2 separate regions of the Mus musculus genome follow, and region 2 is linked to region 1. A link is a loop called in an ENCODE intact Hi-C map of the cell type or tissue named here. Cell type or tissue: gastrocnemius. All regions are shown on one strand. Links, peaks and the distances in the headings refer to the core of each region. The heading gives the core; the rest is flanking DNA.

Evidence for each region. A loop is a pair of places that touch in the nucleus more often than their neighbours do. Peaks named below come from ENCODE experiments on the same cell type or tissue, not always from the same donor. Only the 100,000 strongest peaks of a DNase experiment are listed, where the experiment ranks them.
Region 2: it touches region 1 in a loop (2.0-fold over the local background); 8 of 42 quality-filtered maps call a loop at or near these places.

What each region holds. Positions count from the first base shown.
Region 1 is chr10:41,530,260-41,535,637 of GRCm38, forward strand. Cd164 (CD164 antigen) reads left to right here. Exons shown (of 6, transcript NM_016898.2): 6 at 1-783. Among named protein-coding and RNA genes, the nearest start is that of Cd164, 13 kb to the left of the region's middle. In gastrocnemius, for the core only: no CTCF peak of the experiment used is centred there; no DNase peak of the experiment used is centred there.
Region 2 is chr10:41,592,939-41,598,316 of GRCm38, forward strand. The region is part of intron 30 of Ccdc162 (coiled-coil domain containing 162); the gene reads right to left. Among named protein-coding and RNA genes, the nearest start is that of 5730435O14Rik, 28 kb to the left of the region's middle. In gastrocnemius, for the core only: no CTCF peak of the experiment used is centred there; a DNase peak (open chromatin) is centred at 2,306; H3K27ac peaks cover 2,127 bases.

The DNA.
Region 1 (5,378 bases), core at 197-5,196:
TTATATACGAAACAGCGGATTGCTGTGGGCTGGTTCATAAAGTGAAACTAATGAATCTATCTCTTTGTCACTTGCTGGTACAGCTAGTTTGTTTCACTTGCACATTTGTACATATATCTAATGTTTTCAAGTGCCTTACTTGTTTAAACTCTGACTTCAAAGGTTTTTGGGGAAAGATAGGTTTACCTCACAGTTATGTTTCCATTGTAATTTCTAGGTTCCTCACAAAAATCTATTTCAGTGCTGTAGCTGTTAGTTTTAAGTGAGTGCTAAAGTTCTTTTAAAAGTACACAGAATTTCCATTCCTTATAAAGGTGGCAAAATTGGTTTGTCATTTACCTCCATGTGACTCCTTGCCCCATATAAATGTCAGCATATGTAGCAAGTTTTCTAAGAATGTAACTTAATTTGAAGCTCCTGAAATTTTGAGCACTGCTCTAACATTGTAGGAAGTTAGTGACATTTTGCAAGTCTCTACAAAAGCTCTTGCCACAGAATTCACTGCTGCCCTGACTCTTCACCATCTTTCTTTAGCAAGGTATTTTGAGCCATTAATGATTTTGGGTTTTTTAATCCAGAAGGTATATAAAAGCCTTTTCAGAGTTTTCATCTGATTTGTCCTGAGGATCTAGTTCTATCAAATACCTTATTTTACCTTTGCCATACTTGCTGCACAAGCAGACACTGCTGGACTTAGAAGTTTCTATTTGAGTTCCTTAAACTACAAAACTAATATGTATGTGTACCAAACTGATTTAAAATAAATGTTTATTAGTCTCTTGATCAAAAGTGTCATATTTTGATTATGAAATTAACATTGTGTTTGCCTTACCTGTCCATTTGAGGCTGGGTTGTCCATTGTTTCTTTTGTTCCTGTAGACTGGTATATAGATGGGAACTAATGGCTGTGAATTAGTGGAGAACAGAACCATGGGAATGATTGATGGTTGGGCTGATGGAAGGGGCATGCGTCTAGCTCACATTAACCAAGAGAGAGTGAGTGAGAGAGTGTGTCACAGGACTACTTTTGTGGAGCCTGTTGTTCTTTCAACTTTGTGGGTCCCAAGGATTGAACACAGGTTGTTGGACAAGTACCCTTTTCCACTGAGCCATCTTGCCAGCTACATCCTACCCTTTAGTTCTGAGTACATAGGGAGTAAAACTTTGCTTCTGATTAGCGTGTCATGTGCTGCTGTGGAGTCTGGTTCTGTTGGACCGTGTGCAGGAACATCTATATTTGATTACTTGAGTTACACTAAAGTTGTTCACTGCTCCCCTGCAAGTCTGGATGAAAGGTTGGATTCACTGCTTTGCCTCTTGTTCCCTGTTAGCCTTATCATTTGGCAATTACATAAAACTTTATAGCAAGCTTCCTAAGACATTGACATAGGTTATTGAGTAAATAGTAGAGGGTGGGATAGGTTTTGTGTGTTCTCCCCATTCTGTGTACTTGCTGTAGGTAGCCCTTGGGTACTTGTTTTTCAAAGGGTATGTATTGGCACTTTCTAATTCACTAGTGTTTGGTTTTTTGTTAGTGTGTCTGTTGGTAAATCCAGCTTTTGTATATCTTGCCTCCTGACTTCAATTGTATTTTGTTTTCAGTGCAAAAACCATTGTATTCATGATACATCATTGGTAGTAAATCACTTTTTTTTAAAAGAATTTTGAATGTGGAATCTAAGGTTTTTTGTTTGTTTGTTTATTTTTTGTCATACATATCTATAAACTTTAGCCCATTGTTTCAGTTGTGTTCTATAACAAGTCTGTTAGCATCTCTGGTTCTGTACGTGTTTTCTTCTGTTACTGATTTTAAGCAAATTGACTATTATGGGCTGTGTTGTAGTTTTCCTTGTTTTTTGGGTTTTTTGTTTTGTTTGTGTTTGTTTATAGATCTATTAAGGTGTTGTATCTCTGACTTTCATATTTGGAAGATTTCCAACTTTCAGTGGTAGGTCTACACCCTCTGCCTTGATGGAGATTATAGTTTTATAGAGATTGCTAGAAATTGATTCATAGTCCCATTGGGGCTTTATATGAAATTAATTAAAATTCCCCCCTTTGAATTCTATCGTGTTTTCTGGTATGTCTGTAGTTGATGTAATATGTTGGTGTGTTTCTCTACATAGTTGTTTTGTAGTTGTGTGTGAATGCTTGGTTTTATTATAGTAATTTTTAATGTCTCCATAGCATTGCTATTCCAACATTTAGCATTTACTTTCCATTGAATTTTTTACCCACACTATAGGATGGTTTGGATGCATGCTTGGTAAATTCTTACTGGATGACAGATACAAGTTTGGGAGGTACAGGTTGGTCTTGTATTCCTGTTCTTACTGCTTTTCTGAAGCGTGTTAAGTGTCGCTTCAGCTTCTGGTCTATTGCAATGGGAACTTCAGCAGCTTCCTGCATCTCTTGATTGTCTCCTCTGCCTCTTGAATTCTGCAAGTACTCTGATTTCTGTCTGGGCTCCCCAGCAATTAAGGACAGGGGGCTGGATCTTGTTTTGCCTATTACCTCATATATTAAATGTTGTTGCAGGTCATCTAAAGGGAATACAAGTTTATTCTAGAGCCATTTTGAGTGACCATGGCTGGGAAACAACAGATTTAGGTTACCCCAAATTCCATGGTCCAACATGGAAGCTGTTTGAGAATTTTTGCAGAATAAAGAAACTGGTACTGAAGGCAAGTTTAAAATGCAGTATGGTGGGTATATTAGAACAGTGGTTACAGTGAGATGGGGACGCTTTTGTATAGGTCCAAGATGCTATTTGATGACGTTCTTAGTTTGTAGATGCCAAAAGGTTTTTACTAGTCACGGGGATGTTCTAACACAGCATGGAATGGCTGTTACAGGTGTAGAGCTAGCCCAACATGGGTAGGTAGCTTCTGACCCTGCAGCAGCCTTCTCCACAGTCCCCAGTCCTCTACAGATGGAGCTGCTTCCAGGAACTCACTGAGACTCGTGAGTTGGTTCCTTAGGAGCTTCCCTGTAGCACAGTGGTTCCCTAGTTCAACCCTTCATACAGTTCCTGACACCCAACCATAATAAAATGTTATTGCTACTTTATAAATATAGTTGTGCTACTGTTAGGGATCATAATGCAAATATCTCATTGGCAGGGTATCTGATACGTGACTCCTGTGAAAGGGTCATTTGACTCCCAAAGGGGTTGCAACCCATAGGTTGAGAACTGCTGCTCTAGGATGAAACAAGTTGGAACTTCTTGTGTCTTAGGGAGGCTCATTCTACCAATGGGGTGTTTTAACTCAGGAAATGGCTGTATAATGGAGTCTTGTCCTACTTAAACTGTCAACTTGACACAGCCTAGAGTCACCTGAGAAGGGAGTCTCAATTGAGAGAATGTCTAAATTGATATAGAAGGTCCCAGTCCACTATGGGCAGCACCATTCTCTGGGCAGATGGCCCTGGCTATATAAGAAAGCTAAGTAATCATGAACCTGAGAACAAGCCAGCAAGCAATATTCTTCCATGGCTTATGCATCAGGTTCATGCCTTTATTTTTTCTTAATGATGGGACATGACCTGGAAGTTGTAAGTCAAATCCTCTCTCCCAAATTGCCTTTTTGAATTTAATCTCAGTAACAGGAAAATAGAGCAGGTCTCTGCTGCAACTTAATCTTCTTTACAGTTTCACACAGTGGCTTCTCAGTCTCTTTGCTGGTAATCTGGCCTTCACATGCATTGCCTGGCCTCCATGGCTTCCTTGGACGTTGGATGGGCCTTCATGACCATAGAACTTGCATTTTGCTTGTCTGCAAAACCAGTGCTATGTAGAGAGTGCTACTAAGTTCTGCTCTAGCTTGAGATCGAGTCTGTCCCCTTTCTACCACAGCTCAAACCTCAATCTAAGTTACCTTCCAGCAGGGAACTCCTTTAGCAGCATTCTCACATCAAGTTCTCTCCCTTCAGATGAATTTGCATTTTCACAAAGTAGAGTCATCATGGGAGAGGGGGGGGTGTGTGTGTCTTGCTTTCAGAGCTCCATTCCTGTTGTCCCAGTTCAGAACATGAGATTTCTCTTGCAGCACTAATCTCTTAAGGGCATTATAGCTGCTCTCTTTGTACCAAACTTGTTTGCGTCTTTAATTTGGTCACATACCTTTTCTTGACAAACTATATTTTTTTTATATTCTGCTCATTCTCACTGTAGAAAGAGTAGTAAGCAGGAGTCATTTGACAGCCTAGGTGTTAAGGTGTTTTGAAATTCCCACTGCTAAACAGCTTGTAGTGGTTTGAATGAGAGTGGCCCTCATAGACTCACTCATACATGTTTGGTTCCCAGTTGGTGATTAGGAGGTGTGGCCTTGTTGAAGGAGGTAGGCTTTGAGATTTCAAAGGCCTACATTAGGCCAAGGCCTTTTCTCTTTCTCTGACTGTTGGTTGTGGATCAGATGTAAGCCCTCAGCTACTGCTCCAGCACCGTACCTGCTTGCCTGCTGCCATGCTCCCGCCAACATGATGATAATAGACTCCCCCTCTGAAACTGTAAGCAATATCCCAGTTAAGTGCTTGCTTTTATAAGCTGCCTCGGTCATGGTGTCTCTTCACAGCAAACAGATCAAGAACTAGGATAACTTACTTCATTACCTTTTAACTCAGCCTCATTCTTCAGTTCTTCAGCAGCCAGATTCTCTGCCAGAATGGTAACATGAATGACTTCTAGCTCAGTTGCCAGTAGAGTCCTTATTACCCTCTGAAACCTCGTGAGCCCAGGCATTACTGTAGTCATTTGCAGTGGCATTCTGGTCTTCTAGTCTCCACCAGAGTCAAACCTTAAGCTGTGCGGACAGCCTTCTGGGGCTTCAGTAGCACACAGCTCCAAACTTCAACGTTCTTCCCACAAATCAGTTCGGGGCCTAGGAATCACAGACTTCTTACAGCAACAGCCCCACTTTGGGTGCCAGTTTTCTGTATTAGCTACATTGTTGCTGTTGCTGTACCCAAATATCAGCAACTAAGAGTAGAGCAGCCGAGTTAGCCACCTGTCCTTAAGCCAGGTGAACAAACAATAGTAAAAATGGAGATTGACTCATTGTGGCCACATGCGGAAAGGAAGCTACCTCCCCCAAAAGGCCATCTGTTTTTGGGGTCTTTAAGTAGTGAGCAAGTAGTCCCAATCAAGATATGATCCAGCCCATCTTTGACATATCTGACTTACCTCAAGGTTTCTCTTGTCTCCATCTCCCATTTCATCTTAGGAGAACCGAAATAAGATGTGCACTAGTGCACCTTGCTTATGAGGGTTCTGGTGATTCAAACTCAGGTCCTCCTGTTCCCATGGCAAGCATTTTACTCACTTTTTTTTTTTTTTTTTTTTTTTGAGGAGGAGGGAGGTGGAGCAGAGTCTCTCACTG
Region 2 (5,378 bases), core at 312-5,311, 63 kb after region 1:
TAAATGCTAGAGCCCTGCTAGGTAGGGTTGGTGGTTGATGGGCATTCAGTGTGTGTGTGTGTGTGTGTGTGTGTGTGTGTGTGTGTGTGTGGTTTGTTTGTAGTCATGCTCAAAGAAGAAACAAAAGGAAAGAAATTAGATTCAAGAATCTCTACCCCCCCCCCACTTCTTCCTCTCCTATTACTATTAGGGGGTGAAACTGGGGGGGGGATAAAGGGTGGGAAGAAGAAGAACCTACAAAGTAGCAAATCCATTTCACAGGCTGGAGTCTCAAACCGAATCAAACAGGAAGGGGAGAAAGCAAGGTAAACACCAGCATTCATCTTCTGGCTGCAGATTGCACTGTGACCATCCCCCTCCATCCTCCAACCCCATCCCCCATTCCCCACATCCCCTCCCCTTCCACACTTCACTTGGCATGATAGACTTTATTTACCCTCAAACTGTAGGTCAAAATAAGCTTTTCCCTTGTTAAGTAATTTTTGTCATGTATTTTGTCAGAGCAATGAAAAAGAAACTAATACCCTTTTAGCACTAGGTAGACCTTCCTTTACTTCAACCCTCTCCATTGGAGACTATTCTAGTGAATATTTATTTATTTATTTATTCAGGGTTTCTTTGTGTAGTCCTGGCTGTCCTGGAACTCACTCTGTAGACCAGGCTGGTCTCGAACTCAAAAATCTGCCTGCCTCTGCCTCCCGAGCCTGGCTAACATTTATTATTATGCTAAATAATTTTATGTCAACCTTTCACAAGCTGCAGTTATTTGGGAAGAGGGAATCTCAAATAAGAAAATCCCCCCAAGCAGATTGGCCTGTGGGCAAGCCTGTGGTACTTTTTTTTTTTTTTTAATTGGGAGGGTGGTGCCACCCCTGGATTGGTGGCCCTGGGTTCTGTAAGAAAGCAGGTTGAGCAAGCCATGAAGAGCAAGCCCATAAAGAGCACCCTTCCATGACTCTACATCAGCTCCTGCCTCCAGGTACCTGCCCTAAATTCCTGTCCTGACATCCCTGCATGATGGTACAGGGGTAAGCTAAAATAAGCCCTTCCTCCCAAGTTGCTTTTGGTCATGATGTTTTATGTCAGCAATAGAAACCATAACTAAGAATATTAGTTTCCTATTTTATTTATTCTTGTTGTTGTTGTTTTGCTTTGAGATAGGATCTGACACAGCTCAGGCTGGCTTAGAACTCACTGTGTACAGAATGCCTGATCCTTCTACCTTCCAAGTTCTGAGACAACAGATAAACACTACCTCACCTATTTTTGTTCTGGGGAGACACAATCTTTTTATGTTGCTCTGGTTACCCTGGTATTGACTATGTAGCCCAGGCTGGCCTCAAATTCACAGCATCTCTTTTTCCTCAGCCTTCTAAGATTACAGGCATATGCAACCACATCTGACTGGTATTTTCCAATTTTTAAAAAAGATTTATTTATTATATGTAAGTTCACTGTAGCCGTCTTCAGACACTCCAGAAGAGGGCATCAGATCTCGTTACGGATGGTTGTGAGCCACCATATAGTTGCTGGGATTTGAACTCAGGACCTTCAGAAGAGCAGTCGGTACTCTTAACCACTGAGCCATCTCGCCAGCCCCGGTATTTTCCAATTTTAAAAGAAATTGTATATAATGTTTAACCCACGCTTTAGGCTGCAGGAAGGGATACAGAATGAGGAGTCAGATAGGAAGTGTGACTCCAAGTTCTACCACAGCAACCGCTGTGGCCTCGGGAAGTTACAAAACTTCTCTGTATTTCTCTTTCCTTTTCTGTAAAGGCAGGGAAAAAAAAATCATAGCCTACAGACTTGGCAACCAAAACCAGGCTCATTGCAACCTGGTTCTAAGACTCCAGTTCAAACAAAAGAAAAAAGAATGAAAGAAGAGAAAAGATTAGAAAAGACAAGAATAATGTTACCATTTTTTTGCTACATTTATTTAGGCAAATGTGTGTGTATGTTTCATTGTAACTTTGGAAATATTGTGACAAGTCTTTCAGAATCTCAGTTGGCAAAGCCTGGCCAGGATATGTAAGTCTGCAGGCCCCAACAACATTTAATTCTTCAAACATTTCTGGCATACCCTGTATGCTTTCTTATCAACACATGGCTGGGGGCTCCTAGGAAGCCAGCCCTGCCTCATGGGCGAGAACTGCCAACAGCCTGATACCAGGCAGGCTGCTTCCAACCTGGACCTCAGAAAGCGAGGAACACTCAGATGTGTGCTGGAGCTTTCCCCTAGAAGCAAGGATATAACAAAACTTGCTCTGACAGGCCAGGCACACTTATGGCTCTGCATTCCTCAAATACTAGAGACTGGGGCCATGGCCATGTGCCAAGACCATGTTGCATGAAACCCTCAGATGGTCTTAAGCCAGGTGCTGACATTTGAATGATTAGAGACACTTAAAACAGGCCAGCATAAAAATAAGTCTAAGATTTAAAAATGAAACAAACTGAAGAAGAGCCAGGGAAATGAAGCTGGTGCTGTCCACCCGTGCGCCCTGCAGCTCCCAGAGGAGGTTTGCTGGGGGGAGAGCATCCTTGGGATGGTTCCCCTTTCTCCTCCCCCGACCACCCCAATGGCAACAGCACACAGAGGGTAGAAACACCTTTTACACCATTCATCCTCTTCCACAAGGTGCCTCTGAAGGACACTCTCCACCCCTACAAACAATCTTACCCTCAGGAAGGTAATGGATCAGGAGTTAGACAACTCCTCAACAGACAGAGGCAAATGTTGGGCCCTAGACAGCTTGACTCTGACCTATTAGGAAACAGCTACAGAGTCTCATCAGGTTTCCCCCACTGACCTCAAGAGCAGGTGGGGGAGGGTAGTATGAAATATGTCAGACAACTTCCTCTCTCTGTCTCTTCTATGTGGGTTGAGGGTGACAGGCAACTTTAGGTGCCCTGCGTCCTTCCTGTTTCCCCGAGGCTGCTGAAACATGCTCCGTTCACTCCAGGAAGGAGCTTAGAACTTTCTTTTCAAACTCACATGGAACCTTTCCCTTGCAGGCGCAGATCCTTCTCTGGGTCAGAGAGCCCTGCTTGCTCAGGTAAAGTCTGAGATGACCCATGGAAGTTTACCTGAGTCCTGACTCTGGACTATATAAACATTTCCCTTCATTTGCAGGGTCAGTGCTACCTCAGATGATGGGGAAGGGTGACATTCCCCCTTCAGCCTTTATCCCTACCCTTTAGCCTTCTCTTCTGAGTCCCCTCTCTGCCATGAAGCTGCCCAGAAACTACCATAGTTCACAGGTGTTGAAGCTAAATATACTAAGGCTCTGAATCTACTGAGTAATTGATTCCACATACACGTGAAAGGAAGTGTTCTGGGAGAGGAAAAAAAAAAGACCAGGAAGATGGACCAATAAAGACCACCATGTGTGCCACCTGGGTGGTTTCTGATAGGTTACCTCCACTGATGAAACAACCCAATTCAAATAACCGAATTGAAAAACATGAAAGGCAAGTTGACTGGAGTCACCTCTTGGGTGGGTTCACTGATCTCACAGGGTGGGTCAGAGAAGTCACCATTCTGGCAGGGAGACAGAGGGGAGGGGGACAAGAAAGGAAAAGTGCACGTATGGAGAAAGACGCTGAGAGCAGGAGAGAAAGAAAAACCAGCATGTGTGTGCTATTGTTGGCTTTTAAAAGTCTTATGTATCTGAGTACACTGTAGGTGTCTTCAGACACACCAGAAGAGGGCATCGGGTCACATTAAAGGTGGTTGTGAGCCACCATGTGGTTGCCGGGAGTTGAACTCAGGACCTCTGGAAGAGCAGTCAGTGCTCTTAACCACTGAGCCATCTCTCTAGCCCATGAACCTCTGGGGAAAGCCCAGCCCCTGGGCTGGAGAGGTCATTCAGGGTAGAGGGTATTGTATGCCAGCCATATCCTGTAACAGATGGAGACCGAGGGATGCTGGGAGAACCTGAAGGTCATGTCTACTTTGGTATGTTAGCCCCTTGTCTCAGGTATGAAACCCAACAGTTTCTTCTGAGAAGGACATTGAAAGCAGGCAGTAGGACACTCAGTCTCCAGCCCATTCCTGGTCACGCTGTGAGGGCAACTGTTGGGAAGCAGAGTGGTTTCCCTAAAACAGGACCAGACAGAACCCTCTATGGCTGGAACCAAACCACAACGGAAGAAAGAACAAACCCTTGGGCTTTCAGAGTAAAGGTCAATTCAGTGGCCAACTTGGTGACTATCTAGCAGTCTTTACAGCTTTACAGCTCACAAACTAAACTAAGCTACAGATCCAAAGCTGTTTGTCAATAAAAAGTAAGAAAGTCAGCATGAAGCTTTGCACTCTGCTAAATTTATATTCTAAACCCAAGGACTGTTGGCAGAAACAAGCAAATGCTAAGTAAAAGAATATGTTCACTCACTATAATTCCCTGAGATATTCTCTATGGATTCTGTATGGATACACCGTGCTAAGGGTGGGAAACACGTGTAATCTCTGCTACAGCCCGTTGGGCCCCTTCTTGGCTGAATTCATCTCACACTGGAGATGAATTGGACAAAGTTGGTAAGTTTTGGTAATTTAGGAGTAACTGGAGCTGGCTGCGGGTGGGGGGAGGCTCATGACTGTAATCTGGGCACTAGAAGGCTGGTCCAAACTCAAGGCTGTCCTGTTTACAGAGCAAGTTCCAGGCTAACAAGGGATACAAATTAAGACTTTCTTTCAAAACGAAATAAAAGGATCATTAGAGTTGGACTGGTGAATAGGCTGACGGCTCAGGAGGCTAACTAAGATAGAAGGATCCCAGGTTCAAGGCCTGCTTTGGCTACTCAGTTTCATGATTTCCTAGGGTACATAGCAAGATACTAGTTCTGTTGCTGATGCCCTTTAATTAAAAGCAACAGGCTTTTAACACTCCCCCTAACACCCTCCCCCTTTACAAATCCAGGGGTCCTTAGGCCGACTCTTTTTCTTTCTCATATAAAACATTTTCTGGAAACATGAATATTAATCCAAACTCAATCCAAATCCATTAAAATCCTGACTAATCAGCCACATAAAACTTTTGTATGCATCAAACTTGAGGAAATGCTTCCTGTAAGACCAAGGTAGAGTTTATTTAAAAATCAACCCCTGTAGCCAGTCCTAGGAGCGTCAGGTGGTCAGTGAAAGCTGTCCCTTTGAAAGGTAGAGCGGAAAAGGAGAAATGAACTCTTCAGAATAATGATCTTCAGAAACACAAAAGCTTTAATCCCTATGACACAAACTGAGGCTGTTTAGGAAATGTCGTGAAAAACCTCAGGAGCACCAGGGCAGACTTCACACACACAGGCACACACAGGCTTTGCAAGAAACGTTTGGTAGCCAGTGTGCCGGATCTATCTGCAGCCCTATTTTAGGCTGG